3 separate regions of the Homo sapiens genome follow, and all the other regions are linked to region 1. The links are chromatin loops, found by intact Hi-C in ENCODE. Cell type or tissue: endothelial cell of umbilical vein. All regions are shown on one strand. Region 1 overlaps CHD2 (chromodomain helicase DNA binding protein 2). Region 2 overlaps SLCO3A1 (solute carrier organic anion transporter family member 3A1). Region 3 has its middle 59 kb from the start of FAM174B.

Evidence for each region. A loop is a pair of places that touch in the nucleus more often than their neighbours do. Peaks named below come from ENCODE experiments on the same cell type or tissue, not always from the same donor. Only the 100,000 strongest peaks of a DNase experiment are listed, where the experiment ranks them.
Region 2: a loop joins it to region 1, with 11 times the contacts of the local background. A loop is called at or near these places in 2 of 110 quality-filtered maps.
Region 3: a loop joins it to region 1, with 11 times the contacts of the local background. A loop is called at or near these places in 3 of 110 quality-filtered maps.

Annotation. Positions count from the first base shown.
Region 1 is chr15:92,915,586-92,920,585 of GRCh38, reverse strand. All of the region lies in intron 2 of CHD2 (chromodomain helicase DNA binding protein 2), which reads right to left. Among named protein-coding and RNA genes, the nearest start is that of MIR3175, 14 kb to the right of the region's middle. RefSeq lists an enhancer at 2,451-3,287. In endothelial cell of umbilical vein, a CTCF peak has its summit at 2,475 (motif pointing right); DNase peaks (open chromatin) are centred at 2,545 and 4,605; H3K27ac peaks cover 793 bases.
Region 2 is chr15:92,095,404-92,100,403 of GRCh38, reverse strand. The region is part of intron 3 of SLCO3A1 (solute carrier organic anion transporter family member 3A1); the gene reads right to left. Among named protein-coding and RNA genes, the nearest start is that of SLCO3A1, 240 kb to the right of the region's middle. In endothelial cell of umbilical vein, a CTCF peak has its summit at 2,643 (motif pointing left); a DNase peak (open chromatin) is centred at 2,643.
Region 3 is chr15:92,711,914-92,716,913 of GRCh38, reverse strand. It overlaps the pseudogene HMGN1P38. Among named protein-coding and RNA genes, the nearest start is that of FAM174B, 59 kb to the right of the region's middle. RefSeq lists silencers at 1,900-2,049, 2,160-2,209. In endothelial cell of umbilical vein, a CTCF peak has its summit at 1,893 (motif pointing right); DNase peaks (open chromatin) are centred at 963, 1,913, 2,183 and 2,693; H3K4me3 peaks cover 863 bases; H3K27ac peaks cover 935 bases.

The DNA of each region.
Region 1 (5,000 bases):
TTAGTTTACTGAAGATAACTAGAACAGCCCAACTAGAAATGTTTATAGTGTTCTGTGTTGAAAAGTGGGAAGCACTGCAGATAGGATGTAATGGAATGCCAATGCCCGCATCAGGATATGTCTATATGGATGCCCATCTCATTCCCTTTGAACTGGTTTATACTATAAATTCACTACATTTTATATAACATTCCCCTATTAACGGTACATTTAGGTTATTTTCAGATTTTTCACTTAATCAATAAGTTGCAAATATCTCTGATACACTTTCCATATTTCTGAGTAGAGTATTTGTATTTGGAAACTGTTGACTGTAACCATAAATATCTTTCTTTCTACGTATCTTCTTGTGCAGCTATGTGTTTTTGAGTTTGTGTAGGAGAGTGATTCCTAGAAATGTAACAATGCACACAACAATACCTTCTGGGGAAAAAAAAAAGCCGTTTTTCTGTCAGCATATATCTATGTGTATAAATGCATTTTAATCACCACATTGCTAACACTGGTTTACTCTGTTAGGGATGGGTTATTTGAAGTATACTTGTGAGTTCCATGGATTACTTGTGTAATTTCAAAAATAACAACAATGAAAATCAAACCCAAGAAAAGATTAACACCAAGTTCACAACTATATTTGCCTTTAGGGGTTGAGGGAGGCAGATGCTCTCAGGGAATGATACTAGTGACATTTTATGACTGAAACTTAGTAGTGAAGCTTAATAGTGAATTCACAGCACTTCATTATATACCTTAAGTATTTTTAATGTCTAAACTAGTTAATTGTCTAAAGTAAGTCTAATCATGAGAGCCAAATCCAAACCAAGGGCGGCAAGTACATCCCACCCTACACAAAACCAGCAAAGATTTGAATGAGTGTTTTTAAAAAGTGTTTTTAGGCCAGGCGCGGTGGCTCACGCCTGTAATCCCAACACTTTGGGAGGCTGAGATGGGAAGATCATGAGGTCAGGAGATGGGAGACCATCCTGGCTAACACGGTGAAACCCCATCTCTACTACAAATACAAAAAATTAGCTGGGCATGGTAGTGTGCCTGTAGTCCCAGCTACTCGGGAGGCTGAGGCAGAAGAATCACTTGAACCCAGGAGGCAGAGGTTGCAGTGAGCCGCAATCGTGCCATTGCACTCCAGCCTGGGCAACAAAGCAAGACTCCGTCTCCAAAAAAAAAAAAGTGTTTTTAAATTGTTTTTGGAACCAGAATCAGATGTAAGACTGAATACAAGTACTAATGAGGGGAACTGCTTAAAGAAGAAAAAAAAAAGCCTTAACAAAGTCATTACTTAATTTTCATACTTCTCGTAAGAGGAATAATCACTAAATAAACTGGAAATGGAAAATGAGATCGTGCCACTGCACTCCAGCCTGGATGACACAGCCAGACTCCGTCTCAAAAAAAAAAAAAGTGTAATTATGGGCCGAGCATGGTGGCTCAAGCCTGTAATCCCAGCACTCTGGGAGGCCCAGGCGGGTGGAACACCTGAGGTCAGGAGTTCAAGACCAGCCTGGCCAACACGGTGAAACCCAGCCTGTACTAAAAAAACAATTAGCCAGGTATGGTGGCATGCACCTGTAATCCCAGCTACTTTGGAGGCTGAGGCAGGAGAATCGCTTGAACTCAGGAGGTGGACGTTTCAGTGAGCCGAGATCACACCACTGCACTCCAGCCCAAGCATCAACAGCAAAACTCTGTCTCAAAAAATATATATATATATGTATGTATATATATGTGTGTATGTATATATATGTATATGTGTATATATGTGTGTATATATAGCGTACATGTGTATATATACGTATATATATATTCATATTATTCCCTTAAAAAAACGACATTTCCTAAAAGACTATGTAGAATTGCCATTAATACCTAATAATTATAATAGTAAATACTATTAGTACTAAGCTGTAGCTTTAGTGCTGGTTTAGTAGAGGAGGCAGAAAGCCCACAAGACTAATAGAAAGGGTCAAACTGAGTTAGTGAGTGGAGTCCTTTAAGCCTTCACCTAAATAACAAAGTAATAAAATTAGCTGACTACCAGTGGCTTACTAGTTACAGGGCAATTAAACATTGGATTTTCAGGAATGACTATCCAACATATATACAGAATCTTCACGAAAAACAACTATCTGAAAATTATTCAACATCTAAATTGCAAACAACTTTTATAATTTTTTACTTAACAAATAATTAAAAGGAAAATACAACACACAGATAAAAAAACAAGTCAAAACTGGGAATTCAGATTCCAATCAAAAATAAATGCTGATGAGAAAAAGGTTTACCACTTCCTTTTGCTTGTGGATAAAAAGAATTTGGTATCTCTTCAAAATACTTTCTGAAGTAGGTAAAAACGGAGTGATTAACCTTCTTGGAACTGGACTTTGAAACGAAGTGCCATTAACACTTACTGTTCCATTTTTAATCGCGGTTTCCCAAATGGCCACAAGAGGGCAGCACAGCAACATTCCACTTAAAAGGAGCCAGCCTGTGGGAGCCCCGCCCAAAAGCCGCCATTTCACTTTAGTGTTTATTTTGCTAACTTACAAAATGGCCGAACTGGTTGGCAGAGCTTAGTGTTTTTGTGGGTGAAAGCAAAATCTGGCAAAACAATCACAAAGCAATCTACACTGGAATTCCATAAAACTTATTTCCAGGCTAACTTCCTGCCAGTGATACAATAGCTAATATTTACGGAGCACTTTTGTGTCAGGCATATGTCAAAATTCTCCTAATCCTTACCTATAAAGAAGACAAAGCCCAAGAGTGTGTGTGTGTATGTGCGTGTGTAAGATATCACCCCACAGTCTGAATTATGCAATCCACACTATCAACTATCAGCGTTAGGTATCACTGCCCTTATTTACATACATTCTTCAGTTGAACTGATTATTAAACCGATGTCATTGCATAACTATTCCTTCTCAGTCACTTCTATGTGTCTTAAGATGGAAAAGCAAAGAAGACTGACTGGTCACACCTTTTTTTTCTTTTTGCTTGTTTGTTTTTTGAGACCAAGTCGCGCTCTGTAGCCCAGGCTGGAGTGCAGTGGCGTGATCTCGGCTCACCGTAACCTCCGCCTCCAGGGTTCATGCGATTCTCCTGCCTCAGTCTCCAGAGTAGCTGGAATTACAGGCATGCCCCACTGCACCTGGCTAATTGTTTTGTATTTTTAGTAGAGACAGGGTTTCACCATGTCGGCCAGGCTGGTCTTGAACTCCGGACCTCAGGTAATCTGCCCGCCTTGGCCTCCCAAAGTGCTAGGATTACAGGCATGAGCCACTGCGCCTGGCCACACATTTCTTATTGGTAAAGAATACTGGATGTAGTTCTTTAAACTCTCCACCTTTGGTTCAAGTCCTGTGCTTCTTCAGAATAAGTTATTACTATAAACAAGGTTAAAAGACAAGTAACTTGTTTCCCAGACGGACTGGGAAACAAAATTTCAATGTACACATAACAAAGTATATAGATACACAACATATGAAGAATTACCTATCAAAAATCCAACCAAAAACTGCACAAAGAAAATGGATACGCAATTACGGAGAAGAAACTGAAATGGCCAATAAACTCATTTTTAAAAATAACTAAACCTCTGTTAACTTGGGAAACATTATAACTGGTTATTTTGCACTCATCTGCTTTGCAGAAATTAAAGTCTCTTAGTATTAAATAATTGTAAGAATAGCCAGTAACCCTTAAAATGTATACGAATCAGCCAGGAGCAGTAGCTCATGCCTGTAATCCCAGCAATTTGGGAGGCCGAGGTGGTCAGATTAGGAGGTCAGGAGACTGAGACAATCCTGGACCACATGGTGAAACCCCGTCTCTACTAAAAATACAAAAATTAGCTGGGCGTGGTGGCACGCGCCTGTAGTCCCAGTTACTCGGGAGGCCAAGGTAGGAGAATCGCTTGAACGTGGGAGTTGGAGGTTGCAGTGAACTGAGGTTGCACCATTGCACTCCAGCCTGAGCAACAGGGTGAGACTCCAACTCAAAAAAATAAAAAAGTGTATGAATCCTGTAATTCAATTTGTGGGCATGTAACGTAGACAAATTATCAAACTTGTATAGGACGAGGCAAATAAATATTCAGAGCTCTGTTCATAACAAAACCTAAATAATCCATATACCCATTTATGAAAATGTAAAAGTAAAATGTGAAATATTCACACTATGCAACTAAATGCAGCAGCTAGATTAGGGCTGAATTATGTCTGTAAATACTGTGAGCCCAAAAGTATCTGAAACAGAGCTCAATCAATTTAGAAAGTTTATTTTGCCAAGGTTAAGGACGTGCCCGTGACACATCCTCAGGAGGTCCTGATGGTATGTGCCCAGGGTGATGGGGCACAGCTTGGTTTTCACACATTTTAGGGAGACATGAGACATCAATATGTGTAAGATGCACACTGGTTTGGCCTGGAAAGGCCGGACAACTGGAAGCAGGGGAGGGGGCTTCCAGGTCATAGGTAGATAATAGACAAACAGTTGCATTCTTTTAAGTCTCTTGATTAGCCTTTCACTGAATACACAAGTTCCATGTGAGAAGAGAGTAGAGGCATAGTCATTTATGCCTCAGTCTGGCTTAGCAAAACAACAGGGCAGAGGAAGCAATCAGATACGCATTTGTCTTAGGTGAACAGAGGGGATGGCTTTGAGTTCTTTGTCCACAAGGAATTTCCCTGTGGGCAAATTGTTAGGGAGGTATGTAGCATTTTTATTTTTCTAGCTATCTTATTTAGGAAAAAAATGGGAGGCAGGTTTGCCTGACACAGTTCCCAGCTTGACTTTTCCCTTTGGCTTAGTAATTTGGAGATACCGAGATTTATTTTCCTTTCACAATATCAAAAAGAAAATTTCAAAACTATTAAATTTTTAAAACACAAAACATATTTACATAACCATGTACATTTTATAAGTGCCAACTCTTTATATGCCAAAATCATAAAAGTGACCCTAGCTATGTCTAACTTTTTTAT
Region 2 (5,000 bases), 820 kb after region 1:
TCCCAGGCTGAGGGAACAGGCTGAGTCAAGGTGTGGCACATTCTGGGGACTCTAAGTAAATAGGCTCAACTCCCTCATCAAGCCACTAATCTACCCCGTGGTCATTCCAGATGATGAGAACAGATGCCATTTCATTCGGAGGGAAGTCTGGTAAAGGGGACAGGAGAAAAGGGTTGCAGAGTAGAGCAAAGAGCCATACACTGGGTGTACCATGAAATATCTGTCATGAAGCCAGGCACAGCTTGGACTTGTCTTGACATAGGTGTCAACAGGCATAGAAGGTGTTTCTCCTTTTCTAGATCCATTTTCCGTTTTTTTGTTTTTTGTTTTTTTTTTTTGAGATGGAGTTTCACTCTATTGCCCAGGCTGTAGTGCAGTGGTGAGATCTCAGCTCACTGCAACCTCCACCTCCTGGGTTCAAGCAATTCTCCTGCGTCAGCCTCCCAAGTAGCTGAGATTACAGGTGCCTACCAACACGCCCGGCTAATTTTTTTTTGTATTTTTAGTAGAGACAGGGTTTCACCATATTGGCTGGTCTGATCTCAAACTCCTGACCTCAGGTGATCCACCTGCCTCGGCCTCCCAAAATGCTGGGATTACAGGTGAGAGCCACTATGCCTGGCCTTACAAGATCAATTTTTCTAACCCTTCCACTCTTTGTATCTGACTTCTGGGTTGTTCTTATTTCTTGCTTGTGTTGGGTGAATTGAGAGCTGTTGACAGCTGTTTGCTCTCTCTGTCAAAGGTTAACTGAACTAGGAGGCTCATGGAGATTTCCACCCATTTCCAAGATCAAATGAAAAGTCACTGGAAATACAGTTAAACCAGTTTAAAACTAACCAACCAACCCACCCACACGCTCATGAGGATACTTGAGATTGTGAGAAGAGGAGATCAAAGCAAGTTGGGGACATTTACTTCTTTTTCCTGTGCCATATGGACTTTTTTTTTTTTGTAGTTCATTTACCCATTTGTTTAACCTATGTTGCCAAACTTTTGCTATGGGACTCAAGAATTCCAAGAGTATCATTAAGTTACAAACCTAATTAGAAACTGGAGACAGGAAGGGACTAAGGCTGGAGGGTGGCATTGAACATCTAGAATCGCAGCCATTGGGCTAATTAGCCCAAAATGAAGGAATCTAGCAGTAGCAGCCAGCCCTCAGGATGGCAGAGCAGGAGGCTCTCAGTCTGTTGACCTTTTTTGTGAAGCAAACAGATGGCCACATCTTGTTCCAGCTGCAAACGCCATGCAGCCTTCTGCGAGGCCGGCTGGTGTGTGCCTCAGGACAAGTCTGCATGGATGTGCTGGTGAGGCTAGGCCATCTCAGCAAGGCCTTTGTCCATGGAAGGGAGCCGCCTTCTGGCTAAATTCCTGGAGATGTTTCAGGGAAGCCAGCTGTTCTGTTAAGAGTGGGGCTTTGAGGTCAGACAGGCCTGGGGATGAATCCCTGCTCTATCCCTAGCTGTGGAAACTGTTAACCTCTCTCGGATTTCTTATTATAAGTATTTATTGTGTGCTTACTATATGCCAGGCACTGTGCTAAATGCTTTGCATGAGTAACTCATGCCATCCACACACAGACTCAGGATGTGTGTGCGATGTCCCCAGGATCACAGAACTCATAAGGGGGTGTAGTCAGGATTCAAATGGAGTCTGATTCCAGTGCTTGAATTCTTAACCACTGCATGATAATGCCTCACCTAACAGTAGGATCTACACTCCCATGAGAATGTGCTGAGGCTCCAATGAGGCAATCTATGTATAGCTTTAAGAAGTGACCAATTCATGGCTGCTGTTACTACTAATCTTTTTGTAATAAACCCACATAGTTAAGGTTGGCCAAGGCAGTGATTAGATATGTACTCTGCTACTAAGTCCGTTTTTTCAAGGTCCTGTTCTCACCTGGGTTTCAGTTAACAAAGAACCTAAAAAAGAAATTCTGGAGGCACCATCATTTCCTCCCCCAGCTCTCAGGGGAGGGATTTATTCTCCCTGAGCTGAGGAGCAAAGGGAACCACGTAGCGATCAAACATGGATGAAAGGCAGCAGCGGGAGCAGCCCATGTCCAAGTGGAGCCAGCTGGGACCTCCAGGCAAGGTGCCCCGTGGGGGCTGTCACCCCAGAACTGGCCCATGTCTACAACCAGCCCTCCTTGGCACCCCAGCTGCATCTACTCACAAGTTTCAACCAGGCTTCCTCACTGGATTCTCCTCTCAATGCTGGCACCAGGCTATGTGGTGGACGCCGCCTTCTCTCCTCCATCTACCCCATAACGAGGGCCCTCTGTGGACCTGCCTTGCTCCTTCCCCACAAATTTTAGGCTGCTGCTTTTCCTGGACCCCAATCTCAGTGGGGACTTCAGAAACATGTGTCCACGTGTGTGGCCCTTGCCTATTAATGCCTACAGTAATGTTCCCATACATTGGACAGCCCTACAGAAGAGCACTGTTTTAGGAAAGCAAGGAAAAGATAGGGGAGGCCCTAAAGCAATTAAGAATCCCCTCCTCAAATACAGCCCAAATCCACCTGCAGGCGGCAAGTTTCACAAGACTAGAAACAATAAAAACTGCTGGCAACTATAGAATTCTATGGCTGACTCCCTAAATAGGATAAATGATATTCTTCTGCCCTCTACCGGTAAAGAGCTGTGCCACACGGTGCCTCACGGTGCCTCCGGGAAGGACGCAAACAAAGACCGTGACTGACAATGCACCTTGCATTCTTTGGAAACAGAAAGGGAAGTCCGCTATCAACTTGGTGGGGAAGCCTGTCATCAGCGAGATGCCCACACGGGACTGAAAGGAGCCCACCTGCCTTACATCCATGCAGGCACCAAGTAGCCAATGAGCCTGGAACCATGGATCACACCGCTCCACCCTGGGCCTTAACGGGCAAACAGAGATGCCGAACACAGTAAGATGGGAACAGCATTCCAGGCTGAAGGAACAGTCTCAGCAAATGGAGGGAACTGGGAGTGGATGGGCTAAGCCCCCTCCAGCCATCTGTCTACCCGCTGGTCATTTCAGGCACTGAGAAAAGGTGCTGTTTCATTCTCCTAAGAGAGTTTGGTGAGTGAAATCTCCACAGGCAGGCTCAGGAGATCGGGGTTTTATAGAGATACATTCCTTGGATTGGGGACATCCCTTCCCCTCTCTGTGACTTGGTTTCCTCATTTGTAAAATGAAAGAGTTGGAAAGGAATGATGTCTGAGGCTCTTTCCAGCTCAGATATTCTGGTCATTCGCAGGCTTTTGGTTCAAGGCCACCACTGATAGCACTGAGGGCAAAATATGCTATCTGGCCACTTTGCTACCCTTCAAGGTGGCTTCCCCATTGCATCAGGAGTATGCCTCCTCTCTATCCCCTCTGCTGGCCCTGTCTTGTGCTGCCTTGGGTGCAGTGGTGGAAGCTGGCCTGTCTATACGAGCAAGATGGAAACTGACTCACTTCATGTGTCCTGTGTCTTCCCAGCCTACCTGTTACCACACTCCCTAGGAAACGGGTTCAAAGGGCCAGCCGACGGCTGCAAAACACCAGCACTCAATCACCTTCGGAACAGACTCAGCACTTTAAAAGTATAAATAAATAGGGCTGCCTCTGATTTTTTTTTTCCACTTGGAAATTTGTAACATCATTAGCTACAAGTAAATATATCAGTAGGATTAATGGAGTGAATCACAAAGCGACTTGGATTTAAAACCACATTATTTCTTTGGGGTGAATTAGTAAATTTAGCATTGTCAAGAGATGATGGATTGAGAACCTGGGGACTGAGAATTCTTACTGATCCTGAGGATAGATCGGCATGAGAAGCAGAGGCTGGAATGGCTTCTCACCCTCTGTTTTCAGAGAGAAAGGAAATATGGCTTTGCTGCATGCTAAACTACATGGAAATATAGTGTTCCTTTTCAGACACAAGGTAGAGATGTGACAGCACATGGTAGGCAATGACCCAGACGGTCCCCTAAAGTCCCTGCTGCCTGGTATTCTGGTCCTTGTGTAATAATCCCTTCTCTTTCCATAGTAAACCTGAACAAGTGACTAGCTTCTAACAAACGAAATACAGCAGAAGTAATGAGATGTCACTTCTGAGATTAGGTTATAAAAAGACTGTGACTCCTGCCTCAGGTGCTCTCTCTCACCTTCTCTTGGGTTGTTTGCTTCAGGGGTGTCACGGTGAGGTAGTCCCCTCCTGTGGGCCCATGGCAGTGAGCTTGGAAGTGGATCCTCCCCAAGCTGAGCCTTGGGATGATCCAAGACCAGGTTGCCACCTTGCAACACCTTGACTGCAGCCTCATAAGAGACCCTGAGCTAGAACTGCCCAGTGAAGCTGCTCCTGTATTCCAGACCCACAGAAAAAAATACGAAAAACAGTATGATAAGAAATGTCTGCTGTTTTAGGTCATTAGGTTTGGGGTTATTTCTTATGCAGCAACAGGAAACCAATACACCACGTGACTTGCTTTGGTTAATGAAATATGAGGGGAAACACTGTATGTCATTTCTGAGTAGAGGTTTCAAGGGCCAGAGTAAAACTGGTTTCCTGTCTTGGTAACTGTGCAAGCTGGGGTCAGGATGGAACTTCTGTGGGCCTGGGCCTGGGGGGCTGAGAATGCTTATCGATCCTGAGAGTAGATCTACAGGTCACCACGATGAGCCAAGTCTCCCTGACCCTGACACTGCTGACCTACACTGCATATGTAGTGTGACCAAGAAATAAACCTTAGTTGTATAAAATCACTGAGGTTTTGGGACTGTCTGTCACCACAGAATAGTCTAGCCCATCGATCTAGCATCCCATTCAATCCCACAATCATGGATTGGGGAACTCAGGGTATTCTGAGAAATGCACTTGCACTTCCTGCTAAGAACACAGGTTCTGCTTAAAATGGTTTTGAATGTGGATATTTCCTCACAAAGGCCACCACAACAGTGTCTTCTAAAAGGATGTTCCAATATTCTGTCTCATTGACCCCGTTTGTACACTTGCACCTCCAG
Region 3 (5,000 bases), 200 kb after region 1:
CTCTCATGCTCCTGCCACCAGGATATGGGGGAGGTGTAAACTTTGTGTTGAGCCATGAGGTTTTGGGGGTTGTTTGTTACAGTAGTTAGCCTATGCTGACTAATACATTACCTAACCTCTCTGAACCTGTTTTGTTATCTGTAAAGTGGGGGTATTAGATGTGGCTACATTTAAGTGCCCCACAGGTTAAGTGAAATAATTTGATGCACAGTGCCCAGCACATAGTAAGTACCCAACGAGTGTTAGCTATTGTTAGTAAGTGAATGCGAATGCCCATTAGGAGAGGGTGGCAGGTTTGCTTCAGTAATGGTAGGGCTGTCATTATCATCACCATTGCTGGAATGGCACCTGCTATATACTGAGCACCTGCTTGGGCCAGACTCTGTCCTAGGGATGCTACACTTTTGTTCCTTTTAGTCCTCTGAGGCAGGAATTATTAACCTTGAGGAGGAGCTGAGAGTCCTGGGGCCCAGAACTGCTGCTGAAGCTGTCTCAAGTCACACCGGGCGCTCCGACCTCAGAGCCTGACTCCTTTTACTGCGGCGATGATACCCTTGCATTTTTGGGAAATGTGACTTTAAAAAAAAGTGTCATCCATAGGCCTTCCTTCTTGCTGGGGAAGTGCTGTGTCTTTCTTTTTTTTTTCTTTTTCTTTTTTTTTTTTTTTAAATCGATATTTTACCATATTTTATTTTTTATTATTTTTACACACGGGGTCTCACTCTATCACCCAGGCTGGAATGCAGTGATGTGATCATAGCTCACTGCAGCCTCCCACTCCTGGGTTTGTGTCTTCCTTATTGAGACTTTCTCTACTTCAAGTTGTAAGAATCTGCTTTTATAACTTAATCTTTTGGCTTACAGCTTGGCCCCAAGTGTGGAAGGCTCCAGCTTCCTTCCCCGCCGCAGGATCCTATTACTTCTTTGTTCTGTTTGAACTCTGCAGACTCTAAAGTGAAGTGAGTCGGTGGAAAACCTGGCTGGATCTCAAGAATACAGCCTGCGTCTGAGTCCCATGAATCTCCCCGCAGCTTAAGGCCTCCTGTGAGCAGAGCGGATACTGTAAAGCCCTCTCAAAGACACTAATAACTAGAAGTGGGACTGTAGCTCCAAAGTGGCTTTTTTTTCCCCTTTCCCCCGTGTAACTTGCTGGAAGCACTTCGTATTTCTTTATTTCTTTGTGGAATAAAAAAAATTTGTTTGTAATTCCATGAGAATTAGAAAGGCTTGTCTCAACTTCTGAGTTGGTACTTGACATTCAGATACTAAATTTACTAGAGGAAGCACTTTTGCTAGATTAACCAACGATGGATTTTTCTTCACAATTGCGTGTTAATTTGCTCCCTCTTTGAGATGTCAATTTTTGGTTTTAGCAACACAGCCCACCCCATAGATCAGCAGATCTGTGAGTGTGGATTCAGTTGTTAGCATCACGGGGCAGGGGTCCCTGGACTGCATGTGCCTTTGTATTAATTGACTAGACTTGCAGTTATATTAATTCTACTTGTGGTTGTTTAAATTGTGCCTACTTGCACCTTACTTGTTGAGTCAAGATAACAGGGGTTATATAAACGAGTTTATAATATATTTGGCTTATCCTGCTCCTCGTCTGGCTCTGATAAAATTTTAAACGTTCATTTTTCTTTCTTTCTGTCTCCCAAGTCGTTTCTGAAAGGCAAGACGTTAGACTAAAACCAACTTCTATACTTAAGATTATCCTTGAAATAGTTACGAATATGTTCAGGAAACAAAGCCTTGCTCATTATGTGCTAGAACAATGGGTAAACTTTGCTTTCTTGTAGAGAAGAAAATGTTTTCTTCAATAAGATATCGGAAACTATTTTTGTACTTGAGAAATCATGTTACTAGAGACCTAAAAGATCCGCATTTTGTGGCTGTTTAAGAAAGCTACACAAGATGGCGCCAGAGAGCCGGAGTGGAGAGGGATGCGCGCCCCGCACGAAAAGCTCAGCGCCAAAGGGGCGCCCGGGGCGGGCAGGCGCGTGTACCGGTTCTGCGGCGGGGCGGCTGGGCAGGGGCGCTTTGCCCATCCTCACAGCTTCCGCTCTCTCCGGGCAACCTTTTCACCAGCTTCGCACAGACTTTCCGCCCGGCACCGTCCTTGGGTCCTCGGGGTCTCTGGAGCGGCCTGGAGGAGCCGCTGGAGAAGGAAGGGGGAGAAAGCAGCGGCGGAGGCGGAGGCTTCCTCAGGCCCACTTCGAAGCAGGGCGCCCGGCCGAGCCTCTGAGGAAAGCGCGCGCGGGACGCGGATGGGTCTCGGCCTCCAGGGGCCGCGGGAAGGGAGAGGAGGAGGGCGAGGGGAAGCGGCGCTCGCGCCCGGACTCCGGCCATTCCTCAGCGGTCCACCGCAGCTGGCGTTCTTCTTTGATCCCCGGAGTTCTCAATGAAAGAACGGAGAAAGTGGCTTAAAAAATTGTGGTTGAATACACACAACAGAAAATTTACCATCTTAACCAGTTCGGTGGCATGGAGTGCACTCAGCCGTTGCGTATATGGGCGAGTGTCGCCACTGCCCATCTCCAGAACGCTTCATCAAAGGGGACGAAACATCGCGTCCGTGAAATGATAACTCCCGCTCCCCTCTCCCCGCTCTCCCCGGCCCTGGCAGCCAAGCGTGCTCTTTCTGTCTGGAGGAATCTAACCACTCTCCGCACCCCATAGAAGCGGAATGCCACAGTCCCATTTGTCCTTTTGTGATGGACTGACTTCACTTAGCATCATGGCCTCAAGGCTCATTCCTGCTGTAGCCTGTGCCAGAATTGCCTGCCTTTTAATAAGCCTGAATCATATTCCTGTGTGTGTGTGTGTGTGTGTGTGTGTGTGTATCACCACATTTTGCCACTTTTACGTATAGACCACATATCTTTCTTCCTTTTTTAAAAAAATTATTTTTTATTTCAATAGTTTTTGGGGTACAGGTGGCGTTCGGTTGTGTGGATACATTCTTTTTTTTGGGGGGCAGAGTCTTGCTCTGTCGCCCAGGCTGGAGTACAGTGGCAGGATCTCGGCTCACTGCAATCTTCCCCTCCTGGGTTCAAGCGATCCTCCTGCCTCAGTCTCCCGAGTAGCTGGGACTACAGGCACCTGCCACCACGCCCAGCTAATTTTTGTATTTTTAGTGGAGACGGGGCTTCACCACTTTGGCCAGGCAGGTCTTGAACTCCTGACCTCAGGTGATCCGACTGCCTCTGCCTCCCAAAGTGCTAGGATTACAGGAGTGAGCCACCGTGCCCAGCCATGTGGATACATTCTTCAGCCTTGATTTCTGAGATATTAGTGCACCTGTTACTGAAGCAGTGTATGCTGTACCCAATGTGTAGTCTTTTATACCTCGCCCCCCGACCAGCCTTCCCCTGCAAGTCCCCAGAGTCCATTATATCACTCTTATGCCTTTGCCTACTTATAGCTTACCTCCCACTTATAAGTGAGAACATATGGTATTTGGTTTTCCATTCCTGAGTTACTTCACTTCGAATAATGGCCTCCAGCTCCATCCAAGTTGCCGCAAAAGACATTATTTCATTCCTTTTTATGGCTGAGTAGTGTTCCATGGTGTATATATGCTACATTTTCTTTTTCCACTTACTTAGACCACATTTTAAAAATCCGTTAATCTGTTTAAGGATATTTGGGTTGCTTCCACCTTTTGGCTATTTCAAAAACTATTGAAATTAAAAATAAATAAATAATTAAAAAAATAAACATTTAAAAATTTGAGTCCCTGCTTTTAATTATTTTAGGCATATACTCAGAAGTGGAACTTATGTTTAATTTTTTGAGGAACCGCCATACTTTTTCCCATAGCAGTACACAAGGGTTTTAATTTCTCCACATCCTTGTTGACATTTTTTATTTTCTGATTAAAAAAAAATTAGAGCCATCCTAATGGGTATGAAGTGATTGCGGTGGGGTTTGATGTGCATTTCCTGGAGAAATTGGTATTTATTTATTTATTTATTGTTTAGGCCACATTTTATTTTTATTTTTTTCATAATTGAGATTTTATTGGTTGAGGATCAGTACAGACATTTCAATTTGTACACAAATCTTAACATACGTAACGAAATTCTAAAAAGCCATGTATTGTAATTCTTTTTTAAAGTTATTCCAGTGACTCTCCAGCTTAAAATTTGGAAGCAAATTTTCCTTAAGAGGTTATCAAGTACCAGTATCTTCACATGTTGGTCAGCTGTTACATACGGCCCACCAGTTCACAACTCAATAGCACGTACACTACATGTTCAAATTTGTAATCTTTCACAGCACAGTAAGTTATTAGGAAAACAGGACTACCACAACCAAAGATGTTACAGAGTACACACAATTCTGACAGAGAGCGCCATGATCAAAGAGTGGTTTTCTTTAGGAAACAATTCTACTAAAAAACAACATGGTAATAGAAGTAATTTAGAATGTTCAAGACATTAAATGCAGGACTGACTCCATATTGCCATTTAATATGCTTTGTATTATGGGATATAAAAACTAACCCCCCATCTATGGAATGTTAAGCTGACACCCGAGACAGTCAGAGCCTCCCATAATTCAATATCCCACACTACTTTCTGGTTGTACCAAAAAATAAACAACCAGGAAATGATTTCACCTCTTAAAAAAAAGCATTTACACTTAAAAAATGGGATGAGGTGGGATTCCCTCCTCCTTAAAAATGTTTCTAGAGCTACTAAAAAACTTGCATTTACAAAATAGTTGATAAAAATTTTCCTCTGGATTGTACAAGAAGGGAGACAGGGACCACTGATGAGACATGGTATATGGTTATTAATCAGACTTGGCTTCTTTCTCTCCTGCTTCATCAGAGGCTGGACTCTCCTCAGTTTTCGTTTCCCCGTTTTCTGCAGGTAAATCTTCTTTAGTTTCTTGGTTAGCCACTTCGGCCTGTTTTCCCTTTGCTCCCCTTTTCCCTTTTGTTTGCGCTTTTTTGTCTGAAGATTTATCCTTCGCTGCTGCCTTTTTCG